Regions from separate parts of the Homo sapiens genome. Here region 1 is linked to region 2. Evidence: chromatin contacts called from ENCODE Hi-C data. All regions are on one chromosome and are shown on one strand. The core of a region is the stretch at or near the end of the contact, and the rest is flanking DNA. Distances in the headings are between cores, read along the strand shown. Region 1 has its middle 8.9 kb from the start of LINC02695. Region 2 holds the start of CCDC90B (coiled-coil domain containing 90B).

Evidence for each region. Hi-C counts contacts between places; a loop is a spot of excess contacts on that map. Pooled maps may share reads with other maps.
Region 1: a loop to region 2 is called in a pooled map, with 11 times the contacts of the local background. The contact joins the enhancer-like site here to the promoter of CCDC90B in region 2. A Hi-C loop is called at or near these places in 4 of 50 pooled maps.

Annotation. Positions count from the first base shown.
Region 1 is chr11:86,199,447-86,205,318 of GRCh38, reverse strand. No RefSeq gene overlaps it. Among named protein-coding and RNA genes, the nearest start is that of LINC02695, 8.9 kb to the right of the region's middle. RefSeq lists enhancers at 2,108-2,608, 2,609-3,109. Within about 2 kb of position 2,629, at least 18 of the 41 ENCODE cell types and tissues checked have a DNase peak (open chromatin) inside an H3K27ac peak, as active enhancers do.
Region 2 is chr11:83,282,624-83,288,287 of GRCh38, reverse strand. CCDC90B (coiled-coil domain containing 90B) reads left to right here and starts at 1,921. Exons shown (of 9, transcript NM_021825.5): 1 at 1,921-2,415. The coding sequence starts at 2,316. CCDC90B-AS1 (CCDC90B antisense RNA 1) reads right to left here and starts at 2,168. Exons shown (of 3, transcript NR_186344.1): 1 at 1,741-2,168. RefSeq lists enhancers at 1,884-2,533, 1,956-2,551, 2,584-2,663, 2,552-3,148.

The sequences.
Region 1 (5,872 bases), core at 1,380-3,879, 2.9 Mb before region 2:
TTTTCTTGTAGCATTATACTCACCTAATATAGACTAAACAAAACATTCCTGTGCTTAACAATTAGTAGCAAGTCCATGCCATTCACTAAATATTTATTGAGGACTTTCTCTGGGCCAGACACATATGGGGTAGAGCTCACAGGACATAGCAAGATGCTGTGTGTCTAGAGTTAAAAGAGCAACAACAGGCCCTATCACTCTTCTGCTTAAAATACTTGGATAGCCTTAGGTCCAAATCAGTTCAAAATATTCCTTTACCATCCAGACACTGGCTCAAGGAGCTCAAAAAGGGAAAAGGTGGCTTTAAAATACTGAGCTGTGGCTGGGTGTGGTGGTTCATGCCTGTAATCCCAGCACTTTGGGATGCTGAAGAAGGTAGATCACCTGGGGCTAAGAGTTTGAGACCAGCCTGGCCAACATGGTGAAACCTCATCTCTACTAAAAATACAAAAAATTAGCTGGGTGTGGTGGTGCACACCTGTAGTCCCAGCTACTCGGGAGGCTGAGGCATGAGAATTTCTTGAACCCAAGAGGTGAAGGTTGCAGTGAGCTGAAATTGCGCCACTGCACTTCAGCCTGGGCAGCAGACTGAACACTCTGTCTGAACAACAGCAACAACAAAAAGATGCTAAGCTGTGCCTCTGACCCTGCATTTTTTCCTCTTTGCTATGTCTTAGTACTTTCTGGTCATGTTTCATATTAATTATTTCTGGTTTCCTGTCAGCTTTGAATTAATCCTAGCTTTGTCCCCTGGGCCCTCACTTTCAGATCCTCTCAGTTCTATTCCATGCATATTATGGGGAGTGTCTTACCCTACCCATAACCACACCCAGCTTCTGTAAGTATAATCCCAGAATGGCATCTGAGACCCCACTTGCCTGGCAGAGGAGTTTCGATGTGTTCCATAGCTTTGATGTTACTATTCCTTACTTTAAGACACAAGATGCTTTTAGATCTGACACATGTTCATTTCACTAGCTTGTCTCCTGCCATTCCTCAACTAGGATGTTATGGATCTGTCCTATTGAATTTCTTGAGCAGTTTCTGGAGCATGTAATTTTATTTCCCATCTCAGTTTTTGCACATGGCACATTTCCTTCTCATAAAAACCCTTGCTCCACCATCCCCAATTCTCCAGCTATCTCCTCCTCTTAACCTCAAAGCTAGTTTCAGGGGTCGCATCTCCCAAGAAGTTCCAATCTCACTTAGATGCTTCTCCTTTAGGCTACAGTGTTTATGGCACAGTAGCAATTGCTTTACTTATGTGTCTCCCCCCTGCTCCCAGATTTTGAAAGAGGTTACCACATTTTATTCGACTTTTTTTTTTTTTTTAAACAGAGTGTCACTCTGTCACCCAGGCTGGAGTGCAGTGGTGCCAGCTTGGCTCACTGCAATCTCTGCCTCCCGGGTTCAAGTGATTCTTATGCCTCAGCCTCCCAAGTAGCTGGGATTAAAGGTGGGTGCCACCACACTTTGTATTTTCAGTAGAGACAGGGTTTCGCCATGTTGCCCAGTCTGGTCTAGCATTCCTGAACTCAGGCCATCTGCCAGCCTTAGCCTCCCAAAGTGCTGGTACTGCAGGCATGAGCCACCATGCCCAACCTTTTATTAGACTTTCTATCCTATCCCTAGCCTATGATAGGGACTCATTAAGTGACTATTGAGTAAATCAGTGAATGAATGAATTAATGAATAAGTGAATATATTGCCTAATACGTCTACTTAAAGCCTCTTAGAAAGCAGGTGTGGTATGAATTGTAAACAAACAATAGTACTACAATCTTAATATGGAGGGTGAAAAATAGAAAGGTCTTCAACAGATAATATTTTTTTCTATTTATATATGTTCCTTTTTTTCTAGATATGAGCAAAAGTCTGAGTGCCAATTGCTGAATCAAGATTTACCCAAATGTTACCAAAACCAATGGCAAGTTAGTCAAATTTAGGACTCATCAGTGAGTTAACAATTATTGAGTATCTATTATGTGCACATCACTGTTTATAAGGATGTTGTGATTTAGTGAGGGAGCATATACAAAAATAACCCTGAGGAAGGGCAGACTGTAATAATCAGATTAGAGACTCAAACCACATTCTGTGGGATTCAAATGGAAAAAAAGATTAATTCTTATTAGAAGTAATGAAGTCAACAATGTATGGGGTGGGCACAGGCTGTGAAAATCAGGACAACCAGCTAATTAATGTTGCACAGAATAAATGGTGAATTGCATAACATCTATTGCTTGTCAGCTGGTTGTTTTGCTCTACAACTGCCTTAACCTCTGAGTGACATGGAAGTGAGAAAAAGAAGGAAGTGCAGCAGGACTCAAAGGGGAAGAAATGACTCTTGCTAAAGAAGGAAGAGAAGTGGAACCAACCACAGGGAGGAGAGATGGGGTAAAAATTGCTTTGAGGCCGGGCGCAGTGGCTCACGCCTGTAATCCCAGCACTTTGGAAGGCCGGCCAAGGCGGGCGGATCACGAGGTCAGGAGATGGAGACCATCCTGGCTAACACGGTGAAACCCCGTCTCTACTAAAAAAAATACAAAAAATTAGCAGGGCGTGGTGGCGGGCGCCTGCGGAGGCTGAGGCAGGAGAATGGTGTGAACCCGGGAGGCGGAGCTTGCGGTGAGCGGAGATCGCGCCACTGCACTCCAGCCTGGGCGACAGAGGGAGACTCCGTCTCAAAAAATAAAATAAAATTGTTTTGATTCCGTTGTAGCATTTCCTTGAGTCTCTTCAGTTCTAAGAATAGGGAAAGGAAGAAAAGAAGAGAGCCTGTCATGGAACCAAAGGAAGACAGCATCAAAATAAGGAGAAAAGAGCAAAGAAGCAGAAACAACTTGGAATTATGCCACAGAATTATGCCACCATACTGCTGCTTATAAAACGTTCATACTGAAAACGTTTTAGTGACGGTACAAATAAAAAGGTGGAGGAGGCATGGTTGTAGATAACGGTCTAAGGAAAAAAGTGTGTTACTATGGTTATCATTAGAACTTTTCACAAATAGTCCCACTCTTCCCATTAATGTACACTGGGGGATCAAACTGCCACCTCCTTTGAGGATTTATATGGCTGTGTGGCTTGCATTGGCCAATAAAATGTGAGGGGAAGTGACAGATATGTAGAGTGTATGAGAAATACCTTGCAGCCACTGAGATTTGGAGTGTTAGTATAAGCTAACCTGTCTTTACTAATACAGTTACCCACAAAGAAAAGGAAAAGATTGCTAATATTTATGCAAAAAAAAAGATTGAGAGAGATAAATTTGTAGGACAGGTCAAAGGAGTACTATAAGAGTTGGATTTAAGTTAGAAATAAAATGTAAAGCTAAATAGTTAAGCATTATAAAATGTGTAATAATTTCTTTCTTCTAATTATTGTATGTCTTTCTCTTTGTAATATTCTTCTTCATACACAGCATCTGCTTTTACAGTTTCAACTACTGCCTCAGTGTGAACACTTAGAAACTCATCTATCTGTTTTGACAATAATATTCACATTTCTAACTGCCTACAAAAATGTACATATTTTAAAAGACTCCCAGTACAACTGTTCACACATGTTCATGTCTAAGAATGAAACAATGAAACTCCCTAGAAGACCAAACCTCCCCCAAAAAAATTCCTTTCCCCTTCCTGTTAACAAAATCTCCCCTCAAGCTTTGCTAGTTAACTTAGATCACTTCCTCCTTATTCCTCTTTATTCAATCTCTGCTTCAAAATGCCTCTCAGATTTACCACTTTCTCTACTCACATCTCAGCTACCCTAGTCCAAATGTATTTAACTCATAACTGGACCATGGTCATAAACTCCTCTCCTCCTCTCCAATATATTCTCCCACCCCTCCATCCTGCCCACTCTTTCCAGACTAATCTTCTCTCCACAAAGATCCTCTGTGACCCCTCAGCCTGTGTCCAACAGCATTCACCATAGCCTGCCCCTCCAGGCCTCTCCCACTGCTTACCAGCTGCTGTGCTCAGGCTGGCGTGTTAGGTGTTTGCTGTGCCGTGAGCCATTCTGCTCATTCCTCCTTCCTTATTTTACCAACATTTTTACCTCCAACTCTGCAAGTGCTCTCACTTTCATCTTCCCAGTAAAAAATCCCACACATCTTTAAAGCTCACCTTATATCCCTTTTCCTCTTTTCCCAGAAGACTTACTCAACAAATCCCACCCAAAGAGATCCCTCCCTTTCTCTACCCACATAGCACTAGTCACAGAGTTTAAAGTTCTCTGAGAAGTCATATAGAACAATCCTTCAATTTTATAGTTGAGGTTGAGAGACTTGGTTAGTCCTGCAACCAGTTAGTGACAAATAAAACTAGAATCCAGATGTCTCGAATGCATTTTCTTTCCCACTGCATTTTACTGCCTTTTCTTTGTTAACTGCAAGATGTTTTACAGTTTAATCCTATTCAACCTTATATTTTGTTTAGTGTTTAAAAATCATGTATCCTTGATTAGATCATAGGCAGCTTAGGTGCAATGATGTGATGCAGGGTCTATATTAGATAAAAAGCCCTTATTGAGGGGGCATTTAAGGCTGTCGTTCACAGTAAGGTTTAATGTAGGGCCAAACCATTAAACTAATATGTTTTGGAATAATTGGGAATCAGAGCCAGGAACACAAATCAAACCAAGGAGAAAAAATAAGAGAGTAATTTAATGTCAGGAGCTTAGAAAACCAGAATCAAGAGAAATGAGGAAGGTTCCAGAGTACAAACTCCTTGGTTGAATTATAGGTGGTTCAAGAGAGGTAGGTCAATAGGGACATGTTCCTACCCAACTCCTAGAACAGCGGGTATAGGAAGAAGAAAATGGATCCTTACCAATATCCCCACAAGGCTCCTCTGTCTAGCTAGAGAAGATGACCCTAAAAGGGGACACCAAGCATAAGAAAGCATGATTTCTAATTATAGAAGGTCTTGCCAGCCAGAGGGGCTGAGCAGGGAGGCCAGAGCTGCTCAGATCCAAAAGGTGCTAAGATGCCCTTAATTGGCTGTTGGCGCAACCCCATAATCCTCCTGAGGCAGAAGGATTGCTTTAGCCCAGGAGTTCAAGTATTTGGTGCTCCCATTGCAGGCTTCAGAGTGTGGGCTCATCAGAACCTATCCCTCTTGAACCCTGGCCCAGGCCCCTGGACAGAGGCCTATGCCTCTTAACTCCTGTCCTGGCTGCAGGACAACAGATCTAATCTACCAGTGATTGACTTGGCCTACCTGTGCTAACTCCCTATATTTTGTTAATATAAACAGCTTAGCATGGAGTATAAAGGATATTGCATGCTTTTACCCCACTTTTCGTGTCCAGTTTTATTTCCCAAGGTATCCCTTTACTTATCTTACATGATAGCCATCCAGGCAGCCACAATTCCTCACATATAATATACACTTTCAGGCCTCCTTGTGCTGTTCCCTCTGCCTAGAGTGCTCTTCCTGTTCCCTTCCCACTCTATCTGACTGACAAGAATGTATTTATGTTTTGAGATCCAACTCACATGCTTCTGCTGCAGTGAAGTATTCTCATATCCCCCCTAATCAGAACAGAGGAACTCATTCCTTTCTCTAGACTCTCATAATCAGTTACTTGTGTTTTTCTTACAGCACTTTTTAAAAAATCTGCTTTATAGTATGGTATAGTTTTAAAACTTCGCTGTATTATATTCAAGCACCTTGAGAAAAGGGACTATGTCTTAATTTTCACTGTACCCTCACAGGACCTAGTCCATCCTGTTGAATAAACATGTTGGGCTAGGCCAGGCATGGTGACTCACATCTGTAATCCCAGTGCTTTGGAAAGCTGAGGCAGGGGGATCACTTGAGGCCAGGAGTTCAAGATCAGCCTGGGCAACATAGCAAAAGCCTGT
Region 2 (5,664 bases), core at 672-3,171:
CAATGAGATGCCATCTCACACCCATCAGAATGGCAATTATTAAGAAAAAAAATTCACATATTGGTTAGGCTGTGAAGAAAAGGGAATGCTTATACTCTGTTGATGGGAATGCAAACTAGTTCAGCCACTATGGAAAGCAGTTTGGAGATTTCTCAAAGAACTTAAAATACAACTACCATTCAACCCAGCAATCCCACTACTGGGTATATACCCAAAGGAAAATAATTCATGCCATCAAAAAGACACAGAGCTGGGCACCGCAGCTCATGCCTGTAATCCCAGCACTTGGGAGGCCTAGGCGGGTGGATAGTTTGAGCCCAGGAGTTCTGGACCAGCCTGGGCAACATGGCAAGACCCCATCTCTACAAAACATGCAAAAATTAGCCAGTTGTGGTAGTGCACACCTGTAGTCACAGCTACTTGGAAGCCTGAGGCAGGAGGATCAGTTAAGCCCAGGAAGTTGAGGCTGCAGTGAGCCATGCACGACTGCACTCCAGCCTGAGTGACGCAGCAAAACCCTGCCTCAAGCCAAAAAAAAAAAAAAAAAAAAAAAGACACATGCAACCGTATGTTCATTGTAGTGCCATTCACGATAGCAAGGACATGAAATCAACCTAAGTGCCCATCAACAGTGGACTGGATAAAGAAAATGTGGTACATATACACCATGGAATATAATGCAGCCATAAAAATAAGGAAATTATACTCTTTGTAGCAACATGGATGGAACTGGAGCCATTATCCTATGCAACCTAATGCCAAGAACAGAAAACCAAATACACATGTTCTCACTTATAAGTAGGAGCTAAACATTGAATATATGATGGTAAACGTGGAAACAACAGGCATTGAGGATCATTAGATGAGGAAAGGGGGAGACGGACAGAGGGGCATGGGTTGAAAAAGCACCTGTTGAGTACTATGCTTACATCCTGTTGGGATCATTGGGACCCCTAACCTCGATATACCCTAAGGTTTTGCGTTTTGTATTTTGAAACTGGTAAGATCAAACTTTTTTCCCAATTTTTTTTTTTTTTTTTTAGATCGAGTCTCACTCTGTCGCCCAGGCTGGAGTGCAATGGTGTGATCTCGACTCACTGCAACCTCCGCCTCCAGGATTCAAGCGATTCTCCTACCTCAGCCTCCTGAGTAGCTGGGATTACAGGCATGTGCCACCACGCCCGGCTAATTTTGTATTTTTAATATAGACAGGGTTTCTCCACGTTGGTCAGGTTGGTCTCGAACTCCCGACCTCAGGTGATCTGCCCGCCTCGGCCTCCCAAAGTGCTGGAATTACAGGCATGAGCCACCACGCCCAGCCATCCCAGTGTTTTAAATAGCAATTTATATTTCCTCTTCATGAATTGTCTGTTAAAGCAGTTGTTGGCGGGAATCAAGTTTTGTTCTTTCAATGTGCTTCGGGCCTTAGAAATGGTGTTTGTTACTTAGTTGACTCTCACAAAGCTTTGAATACATATAGATAGAAACCTAGCCGTAATTGTTTAGAATCTTGAGAGAGTAAGCCACTAACACCGCACAACTGTGTGCCATTTTACAACTTACAGAGAATATTCATGAGTATTAGTGCATTTTAATACAACTACTGTGCATTGTTGCTTTCAGCATTTTACTATGCGGAGCAGTCTTGAGTAACTGAGGTCTGAGAAGGATAAATGGTGAAAATTCAAGGAATTTCTCCTAGAAACGGAGGAATTCGGCTTCCCTAAAGAAAGGACATACCGACTGAAATAGTTGGTCCTCCCGTGCACCAGAGGGTGAAGCAGCAGGATGTGACGCCTCACGAAAAGTGAGCGGCTTGCTGGACTACACTTCCCAGAAGGTTTCGTTGGCCCTCGCACTACGCAATCACCCAGAACGCTCAGCGGCCGAAAACTTCAGGTTCCAGGCTGCTGTGCGGCTAAATGCGACTCCATCTCCCCCGACCCAAGCGCGTAATGGCCGCTGGCTATCTTGGGGGAGCCAGCTGTTGGACTATGCCCCACTGCCAGGAAACAGGCGCCGGAAGGTTCTCTGACAAGATCTCGCTTTCCTAGGGCGGTGAAGGCGTTCAAAGGTCGGGAAGGGGCGCTGGGAGAAGCGGGGCAGCGCTGAGCCATGCTCGCGAACTGTGGGTCTGTCTGTGAAGAGACCCAGTTTCGTGGGACCACGGTGGCGCCTGCGCTGGGAGGTGAGCTTGTGACAGAGCGAAAACTACAATTCCCAGCATTCCTGTGGTGCCAGAACTACCTTGCCCGAAAGCCTGTGCGAGATTTACCCCGTCTTCCGCCTCCCTCCCACCGGAAAACTCTGAGGACATGAATAGTCGCCAGGCTTGGCGGCTCTTTCTCTCCCAAGGCAGAGGAGATCGTTGGGTTTCAAGGCCCCGCGGGCATTTCTCGCCGGCCCTGCGGAGAGGTGAGGCAAGGCGTCGTGTCATAGATGCCTGAGTGCTCTCTAGGGAGACGATGCCCGTGGGGTCGCGCCTGCTCGAGCGAACGGGAAGAGAAGGTGCCACGCCCTCCTCCCGGATTCACGCCTTGTGCTGGGCGACGCCGCTGCCTGCTGCCCCGACTTGCCCAGCTCGCCCCAAGGGGCGAGGACTGAGGAAAGCACTGCCTTTCTGTTCTTAAAGCGAACCTTTGAAGGCCTGGGCTTCGCGCCCGGCTTCTTTCTCAGCCGTTGTTTCCGTTTTTTGGTGACAAGAGGCTAGTAATCTCGTCAGGAGCCAACGTAAGGTAATCTGTGTTTGAGGGTGTCCTGTTTTCTTTTGTGGCCTGATCAAATTTTGATTTTGTTTTTTTAGGTGCTGGCCTCGAGCCCAGGTTTTTGGTAGACAGCATCATAAATTTCAGGCCACGTCTGCCTTATTCTCACTGGAATTCTCAGTACATTTCAGTCACATTGTAGACTTTGGGAAAATAAGTGAATACTGGAACCCACAAGTTTCCAACCTGTTGGCACCCCTGTTAACAGGGTGTCCTGAAGACATCTAACTTTATTCAGAGAAATGTTTCTAGGGCTAGGTTTTTGTTGTCGTCGTTGTTTTTCACCCCCAGTTTTTTAACTTCCCTCCCAGTTTTTAAACCGTTTTAAGGTTGTCCACAAAATAGGCGAATAGGCACCTCTTATCTCTGTTCACCTTCTTGAATCTTCAGTGCCAGGTACGCTGAGCCATTCGGTACCCAAACACTTCTACGCTGTTATTTATACTCCATATTGTTACTTGTGCTATTTTGCTCATTGTTTCATTTTAATCCACACCAGTAACAGCTGCAGTCAAAACTGCAGTTGTTGATCCTCCATCTGTGAGATTGCTGTTTAGCTGCCAGGGTCATTCACAAGGTCTCTTTTGTTAGGTATTTGAGTGTTTAGCATACATACACATTATGATGGATTTTACAAAAAGGAGGTAGCACTTTTGAACTCCAGGAAGTCATCCAGCTGCCATCTTTGTTGACTTTTACATATCCAAATGAAAACAAAATTAAATGTTCTTAGAGAATGAACTTTGAAGTGTATATCATACTGGGAAATAAATGACCATAAGTACATGTTAATGTTTTAACATAAAAGTTATCCCACTTGAATCTGAGTGTTCTTGGAGAAACCTTAAATCTCTTCTTACAACTAGTAGGATTTGTGTCCTTCCTCACTAAACAAATATTGAATGTTTATTTTATACAAGTAGTTTAAACTTGCCTAATAATGTCAATAATCAAGGGATTTGAAAACCTTGACCTCTGACCAATGGAAGGACCTTAGTTATTCTAGTGCAACTAGTGTAGCACGTTAGTAGACCAGCATGTAAGAATATATGCTGTTAATGCCTGTTCTTTTGAATTCCTGACAGAAAAGTAACTGGCTATACACTGAAGTGTTTCAGCTGTAAAATTAGCAGTAAATTAATATAAAACTTGCAGCTTAAATTTAATGGGACAACACTTTACATGTTTGCTTGGTTGTTTTTTCAAAAGTAAAATTTGACCTTTTCCAGCAAAGAGGAGCTTGGTGCAAGATAGGCCAGAGTTCCAATCCACAATCTATGACTTAGTAGTTTTGTGAAACTGGTTAAACCTTTAAACTCTTGAGTTTGTATCTCGCTATTACGAACAAACAAATCCACAAGATAGGTATCAAAGAAACAAAAGTAGTAACAATGAAAGGAAAGGTTTGGGGTTTTGTACAGATGTTTAAGTCTGTACAAAACTCTTCAAATTATTAAGGATCTGTTATTCCACTTTGAGCTGGAAACACTGATTCTGGGCACTTCATCTCCCCTACCTATTAATATGGCTGCAAAGACTTACTTATTTTTATTTTTTATTTTTTTGAGACAGGGTCTCTGTCACTCAGGCTGGTGTGCCTTGGCGCCATCTCGGCTCCCTGCAGCCTGTGCCTCCCAGGCTCAGGTGATCCTCCCACTTCAGCCTCCCAAGTAGCTGGGACTACAGGCACACACCACCATGCCCAGCTAGTTTTTGTAATTTGTGTAGGGACAGAATCTTCCCACGTTGCCCAGGCTGATCTCAAACTCCTAGGCTCAAGCAATCCGCCTGCCTTGGCTTCCCAAAGTGCTAGGATTACAGGCATAAGCCACTGCACCCGGCCTGTAAAGACATTCTTAATGAGTGCTTATGCACTGAACTGCCCATGACACAGTTGGAATAGTGATTATGACACCCTACTATGAATATCCAATGGTTTTTCCAGTTCCTTATGGCTTCCAAAGTGGAGTGAAACCCAAAGTTCTACTGCCAGTGGGTGTCAATACCTACCTCATAGGATTGGGAGGACTAAGCAAAATATTATGTGAATATTTGAGCACATATAAGGAATAATGTTTTACATATCCTTCTGTATTCTCAGCTCTCCTTAACCCCATAATAAATAGAAGCCAAGAGAATAGCAAAGGCAGCCCATGCCTAGATTTTGCTGATTTCATTCATCCTGTCTGGATAACTTCTCTCAGATTTAATATAGTTCTACCATCATCCAAATAGCCATTCTTGATCCTTTATTCTCAAGGAGGGCCAAATGCTTCTCCTTTGTATTATTCATCATTGTGTATACATAATGCCAAGCACAGTGCCTTTCATTCAGCAAGTATCTATGGAGCATCCAGAATTGTGTAGGCATTGGGGATTCAGTAGTGAGCAAGAACAGATGTGGTCCCTGCTCTCAAGGACTGTATAGTTTAGTGCAGGGGTTGACAAACTTTCTGTAAAGAGCCTAATAAATATTTCAGGCTTTGTAGGCTGTAAGGTCAGTCACAACTATTTGCTTTGCCACTGTAGCATGAAAGTAGCCATAGATTAATCCATAAATGAATGAGCTGTGTTCTAATAAAACTATCTAGTTCTAATGAATAAAACTAGAAAAACAGGCGGTGGTAGTCTATGGGCTATAGTTGGCTGACTGCTGGTCTCTTGGGGAGACAACTGAGAGTCACATAAATGTGTAAATTATGAGAGGGTTTGCAAAAGAATCCTGTGCAGTACTATGAAAAACCATCATGAGAGAGACATAACCTAAAGGAGTCATCAGGCTTTCCAGAGGAAGAAACATTCAGACTGAGCTCTGAAGGATAAACATGAGCAGGCAAAGAAAAGGAGAGCTTTCTGAACAGGGCAGGGGCTAGGCAAAGGCCCTGAGAAGGGAAAGCAC